2 separate regions of the Homo sapiens genome follow, and region 2 is linked to region 1. A link is an interaction called in ENCODE POLR2A ChIA-PET data of the cell type or tissue named here. Cell type or tissue: IMR-90. All regions are shown on one strand. Links, peaks and the distances in the headings refer to the core of each region. The heading gives the core; the rest is flanking DNA. Region 1 overlaps HECTD2 (HECT domain E3 ubiquitin protein ligase 2). Region 2 has its middle 12 kb from the start of PPP1R3C.

Region 1 (8,482 bases), core at 73-8,072:
TTCAAAAGGTGTACAGATACTATTGCCAGAGTAGCAACTTCTTTTGGCATAGTGTTTGGAAATTAACTATTTTTAGTTAAAGTTGAAGAAGAGTAGAGAAAGATCAACAGAAGATGAATGAGGAAGTAGGTGGAGATGAGAAAGCTCTGAGAAGCTTTGATTTCCCTATTTTTTCTCCTTTTTTTATAGTTTTGTAGTTAACTCTGAGTGAAGAATCCCTTCTTGAGTGGTAAAATGTTATACTGGTGAGCTATATGAATAACTACTTACTCTTAAGTTGATATTTGTAACTTGGAGGATATCTGTGTGACATTCTAGTGAGCCATCAAAAAACATTTTTTGAAATAATGAAATGAATGTGCCCTTTTTTTTTGCTTTAGAGACTGCATTTATTCATTTACTTTTTTCTTTTTTTTTATTACACTTTAAGTTTTAGGGTACATGTGCACAACGTGCAGTTCTGTTACATATGTATACATGTGCCATGTTGGTGTGCTGCACCCTTTAACTCATCATTTAATATTAGGTATACCTCCTAATGCTATCCCTCCCCGCCCCCCCACAACAGGCCCGGGTGTGTGATGTTCCCTTTCCTGTGTCCATGTGTTCTCATTGTTCAGTTCCCACCTACGAGTGAGAACATGCGGTGTTTGGTTTTTTGTCCTTGTGATAGTTTGCTGAGAATGATGGTTTCCAGCTTCATCCATGTCCCTACAAAGGACATGAACTCATCATTTTTTATGGCTGCATAGTATTCCATGGTGTATATGTGCCACATTTTCTTAATCCAGTCTATCATTGTTGGACATTTGGGTTGGTTCCAAGTCTTTGCTATTGTGAATAGTGCCGCAATAAACATACGTGTGCATGTGTCTTTATAGCAGCATGTTTTATAATCCTTTGGGTATATACCCAGTAATGGGATGGCTGGGTCAAATGGCATTTCTAGTTCTAGATCCCTGAGGAATCACCACACTGACTTCCACAATGGTTGAACTAGTTTACAGTCCCACCAACAGTGTAAAAGTGTTCCTATTTCTCCACATCCTCTCCAGCACCTGTTGTTTCCTGACTTTTTAATGATCGCCAATGAATGTGCCTTTTAAAAATAGAAATTATTGAGATTTTACCAATTCAGCTGAATTGAAAAAGTCAGTCTGAAATTTGAGTCTGCTTAATGTATTTCAAATTAACTTGGTTTTGTTCTAGATGTTTTTGTTAAAAAAAAAGAACAAGACTCTTAATTGATTGAGAATTTTGACTGGATCAAATTGCATATTTTAAAAGTAGTATTTTACTGTATAACCATAATGTATTCATGTATTTTTATCTTTTCCTATATTATAAAATAAATGAATAAAATCTCTAATGCCACCTTGCCTTCCTAGTGATAAATGAACTGAAATTTCTGAGCTTCAGGACTAATGTTTGTAGGGCTAATTTTCAGTCATCTATATGATCAATTGCGTTGATTTTTTTTTGTGACAAAATTTTGTTTCAGAATCCACATCCTTATTTCCTAGTCTCCATTTAAAGATATGATTTATATAACTTAAACCAATTCCACTTGGGCTGGTGCTATTTAGGTTGGGAGGGAAGTTTGTACCTTGAAAGTAGCTGACTTTTCATATCTTAGTAGAAGGATGTAGAACAAAGTCAGCATTTCATGATTTTGTAACCCACCATCCTAATAGGGAACTGTGAAAAAAAACCATACAAAAAGAGAAACAAAATATCTTTACCCAGGATCAAGGCCTAAAATAGTCTCTTTGTAGACTGTAAATTATATCGTTGGCTCCAGGATGGCTCTGATTGGTAGTTTAGGTCAGTTTATTAAAAATTGGTAAAGTAGGGTATCTTAAATGTTTTCTATTTTAACTTGAAACCTATAAATATATGTTTATTTATCAGTCTTTTGTCATAATAACCTTTGCTCAGTATCTCAGGAAGCTACTCATTCTTTTGAAAAAGTAGTTTTTATATGCATCACAGATTCTTGGACTCATTGAGACTAAAGGGTGAATTTTATAGACATAGACGTTCAATTTAAAATATTTTAATTCAGAAACTCTAAGATAGTGAGATACGGCTTTTAAAGCATTTCGTGATGGAACAGCCAGCACTTACTCCTTTTTTCAAGGATTGGGTTAGAATGTGAAGAAAAATGTTGATCTTGTAAGGCAACTTTTGGAGTATAGAGGATGATCAAAGTAAATTTTACCAGAATTTTGAATATAGTACCACTTGTTAGTCAATTCAGAAGCGATGATGGAAAACCATGGTTGTTATTCTTATTGGCATTGGTAGAAAAATATGACGAAGAAATTGGAAATTTAAGATTCAGTCTGTTCCTCAATAGAGGTTGAAAGTAGGAACTCATGTATTCAAATAAAATTTAAAATAAGGTTGAAAATATTTAACTATATGTTAATAGCAGAACAGGTACTCTAAGTGTTTGTCTGTTTAAATATCTTGAGATTATTTTATATTATAATCTTACATATAATCTATGTGATTATATCATCAAAAAGACCATTGAAGCCCACATTAGGTACTTGTGAAATAAGATTTTTGGTTAGTTATTGTAATTACTACGTTTTTCTGCTGTTTGCAACGTTTATTGAATTCGAGTTTAATAAATGTATGGTCAGCCTCTGCCTAGAGAGTCAGGTCTATTATTTATTAGGTTGAAATAAATACATATCTATTATTTAAAGGTTGAAATATTTTGAGTATTTCTTTCCCTCAAAGAATTCTTAGTGTTTTTCCCTGTGTTCTCTATTTGTACTTATCTTCAATCTGGAACAGCTGGTTGAGTATCCCACTACTATTCCTCAACACCCCCAGCCCACTGTTTGTAGGCTGGCCACATTCCAGGCCATCATCTTTAGTGTTCTCCTGTAGGACTCATAGATAACGTATACAAAACTCAGTAATAGCTGTGGTCCAAATTTCAGAAGGTTTGTAAAGTAATGTTCTTTAACGTTTAATTTAGTCTGGAGTTTGGTGTCGTATTAAATACCCAGTAACTTCTTGATTTGATTCTCTAATATTAATCATTTTGCCATTGCACAAAATGATGCCCGTTTTTTTTCTCATGAAAGTCTTAGGTTGTAAGATTTCTCTTGTATGAGCTGATGTGGGGCAACCAGTGTTTTGAGGATTGACTTTTATTATTCTATCAATGTGTGAAAATGTCTGATTAATTTCATGTCATCTCAAGTATAACGTGTCAAGAGCACAATTATTTTACAAACAAGAGACTTATTAGACCAAGGAATTTTTTTCTATGTTGTTTAAGCTTTTATGATTACAAAAAAAAAAAAAAAGAAAATCAGGCTGGGTGCAGTGGCTCACATTTGTAATCCCAGCACTTTGGGAGGCCGAGGCAGGTAGATCATGAGGTCAGGAATTCAAGACCAGCCTGATCAACATGGTGAAACCCCATCTCTACTAAGAATACAAAAAAAAAAAAAGCTGGGCATGGTGGCATGTGCCTATAATCCCAGCTACTCAGGAGGCTGAGGCAGGAGAATCAGTAGAACCAGGAGGCAGAGGTTGCAGTGAGCCGAGATCGTGCCACTGCACTCCAGCCTGGGCGACAGAGCAAGACTATATCTCAAAAGAAAAAAAAAAAAAGAAAAAAAGAAAATCAGTCTACTATGCCTCCTTTTGGCAAAAGAGAATTTATTGGAATGAGGCACATAGATTGGAAGCAGAAAGCAAAGGAACAGAGACTGGCTGTTTTTTGTGCCTCTGCTATTCTCTTTTAGCTAGTCAGTCTTTTCTATATTCCCCTGTCTAAAATCTGGAAAGACTTCTGATTGACATACTAGGAAGCATCAATGTCCATCATGCCAAGCCAGCTAATACATGGCTACCCTAATTGCAGATGGGTTGCCCCTTAGTTGAGTGCCTACCTCAGCTCTAGTCCACAGCCATTCCTGCACAAAGAATAACAGCAATGCTATGGGGACCATGAGTGGGGCAATTTAAATATAAGGGAACATTAGATGGCAGCCATGGTAATGTGCATAGTAGATCTTCCCTCAAACCTTTGCATTCTTCCCCCCCTCAGGCTTTTTTCCCCTTCAGTAAAGCTTCTGAGTCATCCTTGCTCATTGCTTTCATTTTCTAACTTCCCATTCATTTGTCAATTTATTTTGTATAGTCCGTGCCACCACCATTACCCTAAATCTGTTACCTCAGCTGTCCTCAAGATTCATAGTTGCCCATTTCCGTTAGGCACATTTTAGACCTAACCACTCTTCATTATTTAACATTATTGACCTTTTTTTTTTCTTGAAACTTTATCCTCCCATATTTTTAACACATCACTTTCTTCTGGATTTCTTTGGTCATTCATTCTTAATCTCCTTTGCCAGCTCACATCATACATGCCAATATTTCCCACAGTTCTGTCCTTATATTATCAGTTGTGTCCAATCTTTTGGCTTCCCTGGGCCACATTGGAAGAATTGTCTTGTGTCACACATAAAATACACTAACACAAACTATGGCTGATGAGCTAAAAAGAAAAAATCACAAAAAAAATTTATAATGTTTTAAGAAAGTTTATGAATTTGTGTTGGGCCGCATTCAAAGCCATCCTGGGCTGCATGCACCCTGGGGGCTGTGGGTTGGACAAGCTCGTTATAGGTTTTCTGTTGATATATTACAATAACCCTGTTATAAAAATTCATTATTTCATCATGCGAAGCATACTTTTGCCTAGTGAGCATTGGTTCCTTTAGTAGTTACTCACAAATCATGTTGATAAAACCCAGTCTAGAATTTTCTTCAAAGATGCCCTCTTCTATACAGTGAGGTGTCAAAATATGCCTATTCTTCTGAAATTTGAAGAAAGCATTTTACATTGTTTATTTCACTTACTTTATAATTTATGGGAGGGTTTGTTCATTTTCATTATGCTTCAGACTTACACCTGAAATCGCTGTTAACAATTTGGTCATTTCTTGGCCCAGGCTGTCATTCCTCTTCATTCCCTATTATTACTATCTCTATTCAAATTTCATTTCTTCCAGTAGGCCTGGTTTAGCTTCCAGTATTTCTGCCCTTTATTCTATTCCCTAGACTGCTACCATAGTGATTTTTTTCTAAAATACAGATATGATCATGTCATATCTTGCTTAGAAGTCCTCAATGATTTTTCTCTATCTCTGTTCAGGATAGAATCTATACTCTGTAGCCTGAAGGCCTCATAATATGGCCACTACCTACCTTCCCAGTCATATCTTGCTGGACCATTCTCCCTTTCTGATTCTATATTCCAACTACACTGCTCCCTAAATACTACTGTTGCTTAGTCTTAGATAACATTCATGACAGTTGTCAATGAAAAAATGCCTTCTATGTGTTAAATTATTGTAGATGTTTACAGCTAAGTTAACAAAGGTCTGTTGCTGAGGGACCATTTATTATACAAGCACGGCTAACCTTATTTTACAAATTGGTTACTTTCTTATAACTGTCAAATTTGTGTGTCCAATTTGGCATTTGTTCGCACTATTATTAAGATTTTCTGACAACAAAATATACAAGTAAGCAAACTTAGCCCCAGTCATTAATAAAATTCTTATTTAAGCATCCTAATACATATAATAAGGAATGATTTACTTTTTCAAATATGTAACCTGTTTATATTTCATTTTCCTAATCAACACACTAGTTTTGTGTACCTGAACAAACTGCTTTAATTTACCAATATTATGCAAATTACATAATTTACTGACTATTTTATGGAAAGGTATTGTGTATCACTGTCTTACCTCTCTTTTCAATTTTCTCTCTTATCTTTGAGACTGTAAATCCACTAGACATTAGAACTGATAGTTGTTGAATAACTGTTAATTGAATTCTTAATTTTTATTGTTTGGAGATCCCACAAGTGAACTAAGCAATATTCTTTGAGACTTCTTTTATTAAGAAGAGGTGAAGGAAGGGGGAAGAAAAGAAAATGTTAGTCTTTCCTAGATGGTTTAGGACATGAGAAGTTTCCCTAAAGTACACTTAGTTGTTCTGCTTATGTAATATTCTCTGGTTAGGTGAATTGCTCCTAAAGCGATTAAATTTAACTCAACATACATCTATAAAAGTAGAGATTACATCAGCCACAAAGGGTTGTTGTGAAAATAGGCTGATGTGTTCAACACACGTACTGTCACATGTTAAGCCCTTAATTAGTGACAGCTGCTATAGTGGGAGACTGTAATATAAGTGTTAAGAATACAGATTTCATGGTCATTCAAACTGGAGTTTGAATCCTGGCTTCCCATTTATCAGCTCTGTGAACATGGGCATGGAAATTCAATTTCCCCATCTATAAAATGGGGTGTAAATACATATAGGAATGTTATAATGTATTAAAGTAGGTACTGTAGTAGTAGGTGTATAACAAGTACTCAACAAATGACTTGTTTCCTAACACAGAAATATTAACCCAGACATTACTGAGCTGAAATCTGGCCAAGAATCAAGGACCAAGCAAAAACAAATTACAATAAAATCTATGAACAGGCAAAAATGTCACACCAAAAAAATGCATATGTGTTTTTACTTTACTCATGGAAGTGTCCCTCAGGTTCCCATGTAGTGTCCATTACATCTCCATTGCTTGTTAGGTCACTTTAGGTGAGTCTCAGACAGTTCCACTTTCCTTTCTGTGAAATGAAGGAGTTAACTAATTTCTAAAAGTCTATTAATTCTAGAGACTTCTTAATTCTATGTGTATAGTGTCTGAAATTTATTCTCTTTGGGCTCTTTTATATTAATTTCTTTAAAAAGTAAATTTAAAGTGTAGCACCTATGCACAAGATTCACTGTATGACAAGCTCTGTGATGAACTTCTAGTCCAGCATGAAGGGCCAACATTAGAATGATTATAATTTTAGTGGAACAATGTAAATAAATTAGAAGAATAAATAAGAATGATTGGTTTTATAGAAATGGTGAACACTGGAAAAAGCTTCAGAAACAAGTTATGATAGGCTATTCTGCAGTTACAAATTAGCCCCAAGTTTCAGTGTTTGAAAACTATTAAGGTTTATTATTGCTAATGATATAGTCTAACATTGGTCAGGATTGGCTCTGTTTCACATAGTCACTCAAGAACCCAAGCTAACAGATGCTCTAACATGTCAACTCAGCCTGGATGGTTGCCACAGTCGAGGAAAAGAGAGAAGAGCTAGAGTTTTGCCCCAGTCTTAAATGCATTGGTACTTTCTGACTCAGAAATGACAGACGTCTTTTCCACTTGTGGCCTGTTAGAATGAATCAGATGGCTCTACCTAACTGCAAGAGAATGGGGAATTTAGTGAGCATAAATGCTTCTGCTATATTATATGAGTGAATTCTGAAAAGGTAAATGGCAATCAGTCTGGTGAATTAAGAAGGAGGAGATGAAAAAGAAACTCTTCCTCTACTGTGAAAGTGAAGACGTTACCTTTAGAATTTAAAAGTGGATGTTAAAAGAAGTTAACTACTGTATTCTCTTAAGCATCTGGAAATTGGAACATAGTATAAAAAGATCCCAGAGAGCTGAGAATAAGCCCTGAGGCAGCTCTATAGTTTAATCTTGCGCTTCAAAGTATGTGTGAAGATTTTTTGTATAATTACAAAATACTGATTAATTAAATAAGTACTATGAATTTTATAGAGTTGTTATTTTGTGAAAGATGTGATAATGGATAGATTCCATGTTTTAGAAGATTGCTATTACCTGTGCCTAAGGATCCCAAGTGCTTAGCACTACTTCTAAAAAAAAATTCTGGTATGCCCAATCACAGTGCTTAGAAAAACATAAACTCTAAAGGGTTATCTTTTTACCTGAACTTGTAAAGTTGCATCAAATGAGAGGATAGCCTTCAGTGAATCAGCCTGTAAGGTATCACATGCATCCTATTTATTAAAAATAATATTTATGGAGGTCACAAAAATAGTATTATTTAAATACACAGTTAAAATTGTAGTTAACATTAATGGAGGGTGTATAATGTGCAAGGAACAATGCTAATTATGTGCATTATCTCTGTTAAATCTTACAGTAAATCTATAAGATAGGTACTGTTGTTATTCCCATTTCCAAACTTCTCAATTTGTAATTGGATAGATAATAAGGCTGTTTTATATGTGAGACAGTTAAGTCCTAGAAAAGGTAAGTCAAATTTATATACGTTTTTATCTATTATCTACTCGTCATCAAATTAAAATCTCTTATAAATGTTTGTGATTTTTGCAATAAAATAATTTATAGGTAGTAGGAAGTATACTGCAATGTTAACTTTTCTGTTTTCAGGGTTTGGACAGAGGAGCCAAAGGCCAAATTTCCACTTTCAGCAGTTTTATTTCAGCTGTTAGCCCGAAGAAAGAAGCTGCTGAAAACAGAAGTTCACCTGCACATCTTGTTTTCCCTAACATCAAGAATGGTAAATAATTTTTAAATATATTTTGGCTAAAAGTATAT
Region 2 (8,482 bases), core at 315-8,314, 220 kb after region 1:
GGTGATTAAAATAAATTTTTCTTTCTGAAGAAAGAAGAAAGAAAATTAATGTTAAGAACAAACTATGAATCTACCACTGCTCAGTCCTTTTACATATTTTATGATATAATCACTGCTACAATATGACTACAATCTAATGGTTTTTTTTTTTAAGTTAAATGCTATTAAATTAAAAAGAAGACGGGCCAGGTGCGGTGGCTCATGCCTGTAATCCCAGCACTTTGGAAGTCGGAGGCGGGTGGATCACCTGAGGTCAGGAGTTCGAGACCAGCACGGCCAACATGGTGAAACCCCGTCTCTACTAAAAACACAAAAATTAGCTGGGCATGGTGGCAGGTGCCTGTAATCCCAGCTACTCAGGAGGCTAAGACAGGAGAATTGCTTGAACCCAGAAGGTGGAGGTTGCAGTGAGCCGTGATCATGCCATCACACTCCAGCCTGGGGGACAAGAGCGGGACTTCATATCAAAAAAAAAAAAAAAAGAAGATGAAGAAGAACAGAGGACTATTGCTTAAAACAGGGCAAAAGATGATTAGGTATCACTTTATCTTATCTTGCTTCTACTCTGTCCCACCCCCAAATTCAAAGTTTTAATGCTATTTACAAAATTTAGTCTTCTTCATAGTTGATACTGGAAGAAGTTATTATTTCGCAAACTACAAACAGAAATGCAAGATCCAATTGGTCAAAATCACAGTGGCAACACATGAGCAATAACATTTACACGTGATTACCTCTTTCAACTTTACAATTGCCTTCATAGCCTTTATTTAATCTTCATTAAAACTCTGTGAAGCCACTCCTCTGATTTCATCTTACAAAAGGGGAAACTGAGACCTGATAAGGCTGAATGACTATAGAAGGTTCACAATTATTAAGTAATTGGGTCAGGCTTCCAAGCCAGGACCTAACCTCATGTGTATACCTTATCTGAGTAGTTAGCTGCTTCATTCATAGATATTAAAGTAGGATCTAAGCATGAACATCTTGTTGGACACTTCTGTCTTCTTCACCTCCATATTTAATCAATCACCAAGTCCTACCTGCTTTGACCTTCTTACTACTTCCGAAAATCGATGTCTCCTTCTCCACTCCCTTGTCACTCATCATCCCTCACTTGAATTGTAATAGCCTTCGAACCAGCTTTTCCCAGTCTATCTTGTGTCACTCAGGTGCATGTTTCTCACAACCAACAAAGTGTCTAAAATGTAGTTCTGACCACAGAATCTTACTATGGCTGCCCATAATCTCAATCTACTAAAAATAAACAACTGAAACAAACTGCTGACATTCATAGTCCTCCAGAATCTCTGCCTGTCTCACCGACTTCATTTTCATTTGTCATTCCCTATCCCTACTTGTACTCACAAGGTGCCCATCCCACCTGGAGCATCCTCTCTCCATTCGCCTTTGCTTGACTAATGCCCAGTCCTTCTTTGAGGCTCAGCTCAGATGTCACCTGCCCAGATGGCTTTCATGCCCTCCCTCCACCAACTCAGGGACTTTCCTCTGTCTTTTCCATAAGACCTTGTGACTATTTTTATCATTTCATTTACCATCTACTTTTATAAAAATCTGATTTGTGTTTATCTCCTCCATTCGACTGTAAGCTCCCTGAGGGTAAGGGCAATGTCTTATTCATCTGTGTTTCTCCAACACTGGGCACAATACCCAGCACAAACAACACATGCCTGTTAGGTAAATTGTATATATTAGTTATGAAAAATACTTGCTGGTTTCAGAATCCTGCACAGAAATTGAGAAGATGATGTTGAAACGATGTGAAATGATGTGATGTGAAATGAATGTGGTGAATCAGCAGGTGACAAGACCATGAACTGTCAAAAGATGCTTTCAGAAACAGTCTAAAGAGGAGTATTGACAAAAACTCTAAATAAGGAGAGTGTACTATTAAGTTGGCAGTCGGGGGAAATGTTATTTCAAAAGTACCACAGAGCAGTGCCAACCAAACCACCCAATGCCCCAGACTCAGGAACCTCAGCAAAAGCACAAGTTGTCCTAGGACATGACAGATTTGTTTTCAGATCATAAGTCAAACACCAGGACCAGGACTGATGGAGACTTGGGTTTTTTTAAGGGATAACTCATCAGGAATTCTTTTAATATATAAACCCATTTGTCATCCTTTGAGTCTTCTTTGCTACTTCTGGCTATTTTCCCACTTCCCCTTTTCCTTGTGGGCCTTCAAATACCTCTTCCTCCCCTGTTTTCCAATGTCTCCTTGCTTTCTGCCTCTCATGTTATTGCTTGTGGAAGATCACCACTGACATTAAAATTTCCTGGAAAATTCCACTGGCTAATGTACACTTCTAATTGTGGAAAGTACATGGGTCACCTAAGTCCCTCCCTTAATGTGCTATGTTCTCCTGTTTGTTTCCACTGTTCCATCTCCCTGGAAGTCCTTCACCTGGCCAAACCATATCCATCCTTCAAGGTCTGGCTCAAATGTCCAATGTTAAACTTCCCCCAACCCTAAGACAGAGAGAGAATGCCCTGCTCTTTTATCTGTACTCCAGAGATGAATTTGCTTAGACAGCTAGAATAGCTTTTGTAGCACTCCGTGTTTTTACTTGTTTATGCAACAATCTCCCCTATGAGACTATGCCCCACTGAGGACAGGCACCAAATATCATCCATCTCTGTATCCCTTACCCTTATCAATGCCTAGAAAATCGTAGACACTCAAAAATACTTCTTGATTCCCAGGCAAACTGGCCGAATAGGAACAGCTCCAATCTGCAGCTACCAGCGAGACCTGCAGCCACCACAAGGAGGCAGGTGATTTCTGGATTTCCAGCTGAGGTACCTGGCTCATCTCACTGGGACTGGTTAGACAGTGGGTGCAGCCCATGGAGGGCAAGCAGAAGCAGGGTGGGGCGCTGCCTCACCCGGGAAGTGCAAGGGGTCAGGGAACTCCCTCCCATAGCCAAGGGAAGCCTTGAGGGACTGTGCTGTGAGGGACAAAGCTATCTGGCCCAGATACTACACTTTTCCCGCTGTCTTCACAACCCACAGACCAGGAGATTCCCTCGGGTGCCTACACCAACAGGACCCTGGGTTTGAAGCACAAAGCTGGGTGACCGTTTGGGCAGACACCAACTTAGCTGCAGGAGTTTTTTTTTTTCATAGCCCAGTGGCACCTGGAATGCCAGCAAGACAGAACCACTCACTCCCCTGGAAAGGGGGCTGAAGCCAGGGAGCCAAGTGGTCTAGCTCAGCGGATCCCCTCCCCACCCCTCTCCCCACCCCATGGAGCCCAGCAAGCTAAGATCCACTGGCTTGAGATTCTTGCTGCCAGCACAGCAGTCTGAAGTCGACCTGGGATGCTCAAGCTTGGTGCGGGGAGGGGTGTCTGTCATTACTAAGGCTTGAGTAGGAGGTTTTCCCCTCACAGTGTAAACAAAGCTACTGGGAAGTTCAAACTGGGTGGAGCCCACCACAGTGCTGCAAAGCCACTGTAGCCAGACTGCCTCTCTAGATTCCTTCTCTCTGGTCAGGGCATCTCTGAAAGAAAGCCAGCAGCCCCAGTCAGGGGCTTATAGATAAAACCCCCATCTCCCTGGGACAGAGCACCTGGGGGAAGGGGCGGCTGTGGGTGCAGCTTCAGCAGACTTAAATGTTCCTCCATGCTGGCTCTGAAGAGAGCATCAAATCTCCCAGCACAGTGCTTGAGCTCTGCTAAGGGACAGACTGCCTCCTCAAGTGGGTCCCTGACCCCCATGCCTCCTGACTGGGAGACACCTCCCAGAGGAGTCGACAGACAACTCATAGAGGAGAGCTCTGGCTGGCATCTGGCAGATGCCTCTCTGGGACGAAGCTTCCAGAAGAAGGAACAGGCAGCAATCTTTGCTGTTCTGCAGCCTCCACTGCTGACACCCAGTCAAATAGGGTCTGGAGTGGACCTCCAGCAAACTCGAGCAGACCTGCAGCAGAAGGGCTTGACCGTTAGAAGGAAAACTAACAAACAGAAAAGAATAGCATCAACATCAACAAAAAGAATGTCCACACAAAAACCCCATCTGATAATCACCAAAATCAAAGACAAAGGTAGACAAATTCACGAAAATAAGGAAAAACCAGTGCAAAAGGGCTGAAAATTCCAAAAATCAGAACACCTCTTCTCCTCCAATGGATCACACCTCCTCACCAGCAAGAGAACAAAACTGGATGGAGAATGAGTTTGATGAATTGACAGAAGTAGACTTCAGAAAGTGGGTAATAACAAACTCCTCCGAGCTAAAGGAGCGTGTTCTAACCCAATGCAAGGAAGCTAAGAACCTTGATAAAAGGTTACAGGAACTACTAATTAGAATAACCAGTTTAGAGAAAAACATAAATGATGGAGCTGAAAAACACAGCATGAGAACTTCGTGAAGCATACACAATTATCAATAGCCAAATTGGCCAAGTGGAAGAAAGGATATCAGAGATTGAAGATCAACTTAATGAAATAAAGCGTGAAGACAAGATTAGAGAAAAAAGAATGAAAAGGAATGAACAAAGCCTCCAAGAAATATGGGACTATGTGAAAAGACTGAGCCTACATTTTATTGGTATACCTGAAAGTGACAAGGAGAATGGAACCAAGTTGGAAAACACTCTTCAGGTTATTATCCAGGAAAACTTCCCCAACCTAGCAAGACAGGCCAACATTCAAATTCAGGAAATACAGAGAACACCACAAAGATACTCCTTGAGAAGAGCAACCCCAAGACACATAATCATCAGATTCACCAAGGTTGAAATGAAGGAAAAAATATTAAGGGCAGCTAGAGAGAAAGGTCGGGTTACCCACAAGGGGAAGCCCATCAGACTAACAGTGGATATCTCTGCAGAAACCTATAAGTCAGAAAAGAGTGTGGGCCAACATTCAATATTAAAAAAAAAAAAGAATTTTCAACCCAGAATTTCATATCCAGCCAAACTAAGCTTCACAAGCAAAGGAGAAATAAAACCCTTTACAGACAAGAAAGCAAATGCTGAGGGATTTTATCACCACCAGGCCTGCCTTACAAGAGCTCCTGAAGGAAAAACTAAATATGGAAAGGAAAAACCAGTACCAGCCACTGCAAAAACATACCAAAATGTAAAGACGATTGATACTATAAAGAAACTGCATCAACTAATGGGCAAAATAACCAGCTAGCATCATCATGACAGGATCAAAGTCACACATAACAATATTAATCTTAAATGTGAACGGGCTAAATGCCACAATTAAAAGACAGAGACTGGCAAATTGAATAAAGCACACCATCAGTGTGCTGTATTCAGGAGACCCATCTCTCATGCAAAGACATGCATAGGCTCAAAATAAAGGGATGCAGGAAGATTTACCCAGCAAATGGAAAGCAAAAAAAAAAACCAGGGATTGCAATCCTAGTCTCTAATAAAACAGACTTTAAACCAACCAACAAAGATCATAAAAGACAAAGAAGAGCATTACATAATGCTAAAGGGATCAGTGCAACAAGAAGAGCTAACTATTTAAATATATATGCACCCAATACAGGAGCACCCAGATTCATAAAGCAAGTTCTTAGAGACCTACAAAGAGACTTAGACTCCTGCACAATAATAGTGGGAGACTTTAACACCCCACTGTCAATATTAGACAGATCAATGAGACAGAAAATTAATAAGGATATTCAGGACTTGAACTCATCTCAGGACCAAGTGGACCTAATAGACATCTACAGAACTCTCCACCCCAAATCAACAGAATATACATTTTTCTCAGCACCACACTGCACTTACTCTAAAATGGACCACATAATTGGAAGTAAAACACTCCTCAGCAAATGCAAAAGAATGGAAATCATAACAGTCTCATAGACCACGGTGCAATCAAATTAGAACCCAGGATTAAGAAACTCACTCAAAACCACAAAACTACATGGAAATTGAACAACCTGCTCCTGAATGACTACTGGGTAAATAATGAAATTAAGGCAGAAATAAATAAGTTCTTTGAAACCAGTGAGAACAAAGACACAACGTACCAGAATCTCAGGCACAGCTAAAGCAGTGGTGTTTAGAGGGAAATTTATAGCACTAAATGCGCACAAGAGAAAGCAGGAAAGTTCTAAAATCAACGCCCTAACATCACAATTAAATGAACTAGAGAAGCAAGAGCAAGCAAATTCAAAAGCTAGCAGAAGACAAGAAATAACTAAGATCAGAGCAGAACTGAAGGAGATAAAGACACGAAAAACCCTTCAAAAAATCAATGAATCCTGGAAATGCTTTTTTTGAAAAGATTAACAAAATAGACTGCTAGCCAGACTAATAAAGAAGAAAAGAGAGAATAATCAAATGGACATGATAAAAAATGATAAAGGGGATATCACCACCGATCCCCCAGAAATACAAACTACCATCAGAGACTACTATAAACACCTCTATGCAAATAAACTAGAAAATCTAGAAGAAATGGACAAATTTCTGGACACATACACCCTCCCAATACTAAACCAGGAAGAAGTCGTACCTCTGAATAAACCAATAACAAGTTCTGAAATTGAGGCAGTACTTAATAGTCTACCAACCCAAAAAATCCCAGGACCAGATAGATTCACAGCCAAATTCTACCAAAGGTACAAAGAGGTGCTAGTACCATGCCTTCTGAAACTCTTCCAAGCAATAGAAAAAGAGGGACTCCTCCCTTACTCTTTTTATGAGGCCAACATCATCCTAATACCAAAACCTGGCAGAGACACAACAAAAAAAAGAAAATTTCAGTCCAATAATCCCTGAGGAACATCGATGTGAAAATCCTCAATAAAATACTGGCAAACAGAATCCAGCAGCACATCAAAAAGCTTATCCACCACAATCAAGTTGGCTTCATCCCTGGAATGCAGGGCTAGTTCAACTTACACAAGTCAATGAACGTAAGCCATCACTTAAAAAGAACCGATGACAAAAACCACACAATTTTCTCAATACATATCGAAAAGGCCTTCGATAAAATTCAACACCCCACTCATGCTAAAAACTCTCAATAAACTAGGTGTTGATGGAATGTTTCTCTTAATAAGAGCTATTTATGACAAAGCCACAGCTAATATCATGCTGAATGGGCAAAAGCTGGAAGCATTCCCTTTTAAAACTGATACAAGACAAGGATGCCCTCTCTCACTACTCCTATTCAACATATTATTGGAAATTTTGGCCAGGGCAGTCAGGCAAGAGAAAGAACGGGCATTTAAATAGGAAGAGAGGAAGTCAAATTGTCTCTGTTTGCAGATGACATGATTATATATTTGGAAAACCCCATCATCTCAGCCCAGAATCTCCTTAAGCTGATATGCAACTTCAGCAAAGTCTCAGGATACAAAATCAATGTGCAAAAATCACAAGCATTCCTATACACCAAAAATAGACAAACAGCCAAATCATGAGTGAACTCCCATTCACAACTGCTACAAAGAGAATAAAACACCTAGCAATACAACTTACAAAGGATGTGAAGGACCTCTTCAAGGAGAACTACAAATCACTTCTCAAGGAAAGAAGAGAGGACGCAAAGGGAAAAACATTCCATCCTCATGGATAGGAAGAATCAATATTGTGAAAATGGCCATACTGCCCAAAGTAATTTATAGATTCAATGCTATCCCCATCAAACTACCATTGACTTTCTTCAAAGAATTAGAAAAAACTACTTTACATTTCATGTGGAACCAAAAAGAGCCTGTATAGCCAAGACAATCTAAGCAAAAAGAACAAAGCTGGAGGCATCATGCTACCTGACTTCAAACTATACTACAAGGCTACAGTAACCAAAACAGCTTGGTACTGGTACCAAAACAGATATATAGACCAATGGAACAGAACAGAGGCCTCAGAAATAACTCCACACATCTACAGCCATCTGAGACTTGACAAACCTGACAAAAGCAAGCAATGGGGAAAGGATTCCCTATTTAATAAATGGTGTCAGGAAAACTGGCTGGCCATATGCAAAAAACTAAAACTGGACCCCTTCCTTACATCTTATACAAAAATCAACTAAAGATGGATTAAATATTTAAACATAAGACCTAAAACCTTAGAAGAAAATCTAGGCAATACCATTCAGGACATAGGCATGGGCAAAGACTTCATGACTAAAACACCAAAAGCAATGGCAACAAAAGCCAAAATTGACAAATGGGATCTAATTAAACTAAAGAGCTTCTGCAGAGCAAAAGAAACTACCATCAGAGTGAACAGGCAACCTACAGAATGGGAGAAAAATTTTGCGATCTATCCATCTGACAAAGGGCTAATATCCAGAACCTACAGGGAACTTAAACAAATGTACAAGAAAAAAACAAACAAACCCATCAAAAAGTGGGTGAAAGATATGAACAGACACTTAGAAGACATTTATGCAGCTGACAAACATATGAAAAAAAGCTCATTATCACTGGTCATTAGAGAAATGCAAATCAAAACCACAATGAGATACCATCTC

What was found. Peaks named below come from ENCODE experiments on the same cell type or tissue, not always from the same donor. Only the 100,000 strongest peaks of a DNase experiment are listed, where the experiment ranks them.
Region 2: POLR2A ChIA-PET joins it to region 1 with 27 read pairs; 4 of 35 experiments call an interaction of 5 or more read pairs at or near these places.

Annotation. Positions count from the first base shown.
Region 1 is chr10:91,416,967-91,425,448 of GRCh38, forward strand. It overlaps HECTD2 (HECT domain E3 ubiquitin protein ligase 2), which reads left to right. Exons shown (of 21, transcript NM_182765.6): 2 at 8,315-8,444. The region is part of intron 3 of HECTD2-AS1 (HECTD2 antisense RNA 1); the gene reads right to left. Among named protein-coding and RNA genes, the nearest start is that of HECTD2, 11 kb to the left of the region's middle. In IMR-90, for the core only: no CTCF peak of the experiment used is centred there; a DNase peak (open chromatin) is centred at 4,095; H3K4me3 peaks cover 198 bases.
Region 2 is chr10:91,641,114-91,649,595 of GRCh38, forward strand. No RefSeq gene overlaps it. Among named protein-coding and RNA genes, the nearest start is that of PPP1R3C, 12 kb to the left of the region's middle. In IMR-90, for the core only: a CTCF peak has its summit at 2,791; a DNase peak (open chromatin) is centred at 1,768; H3K27ac peaks cover 151 bases.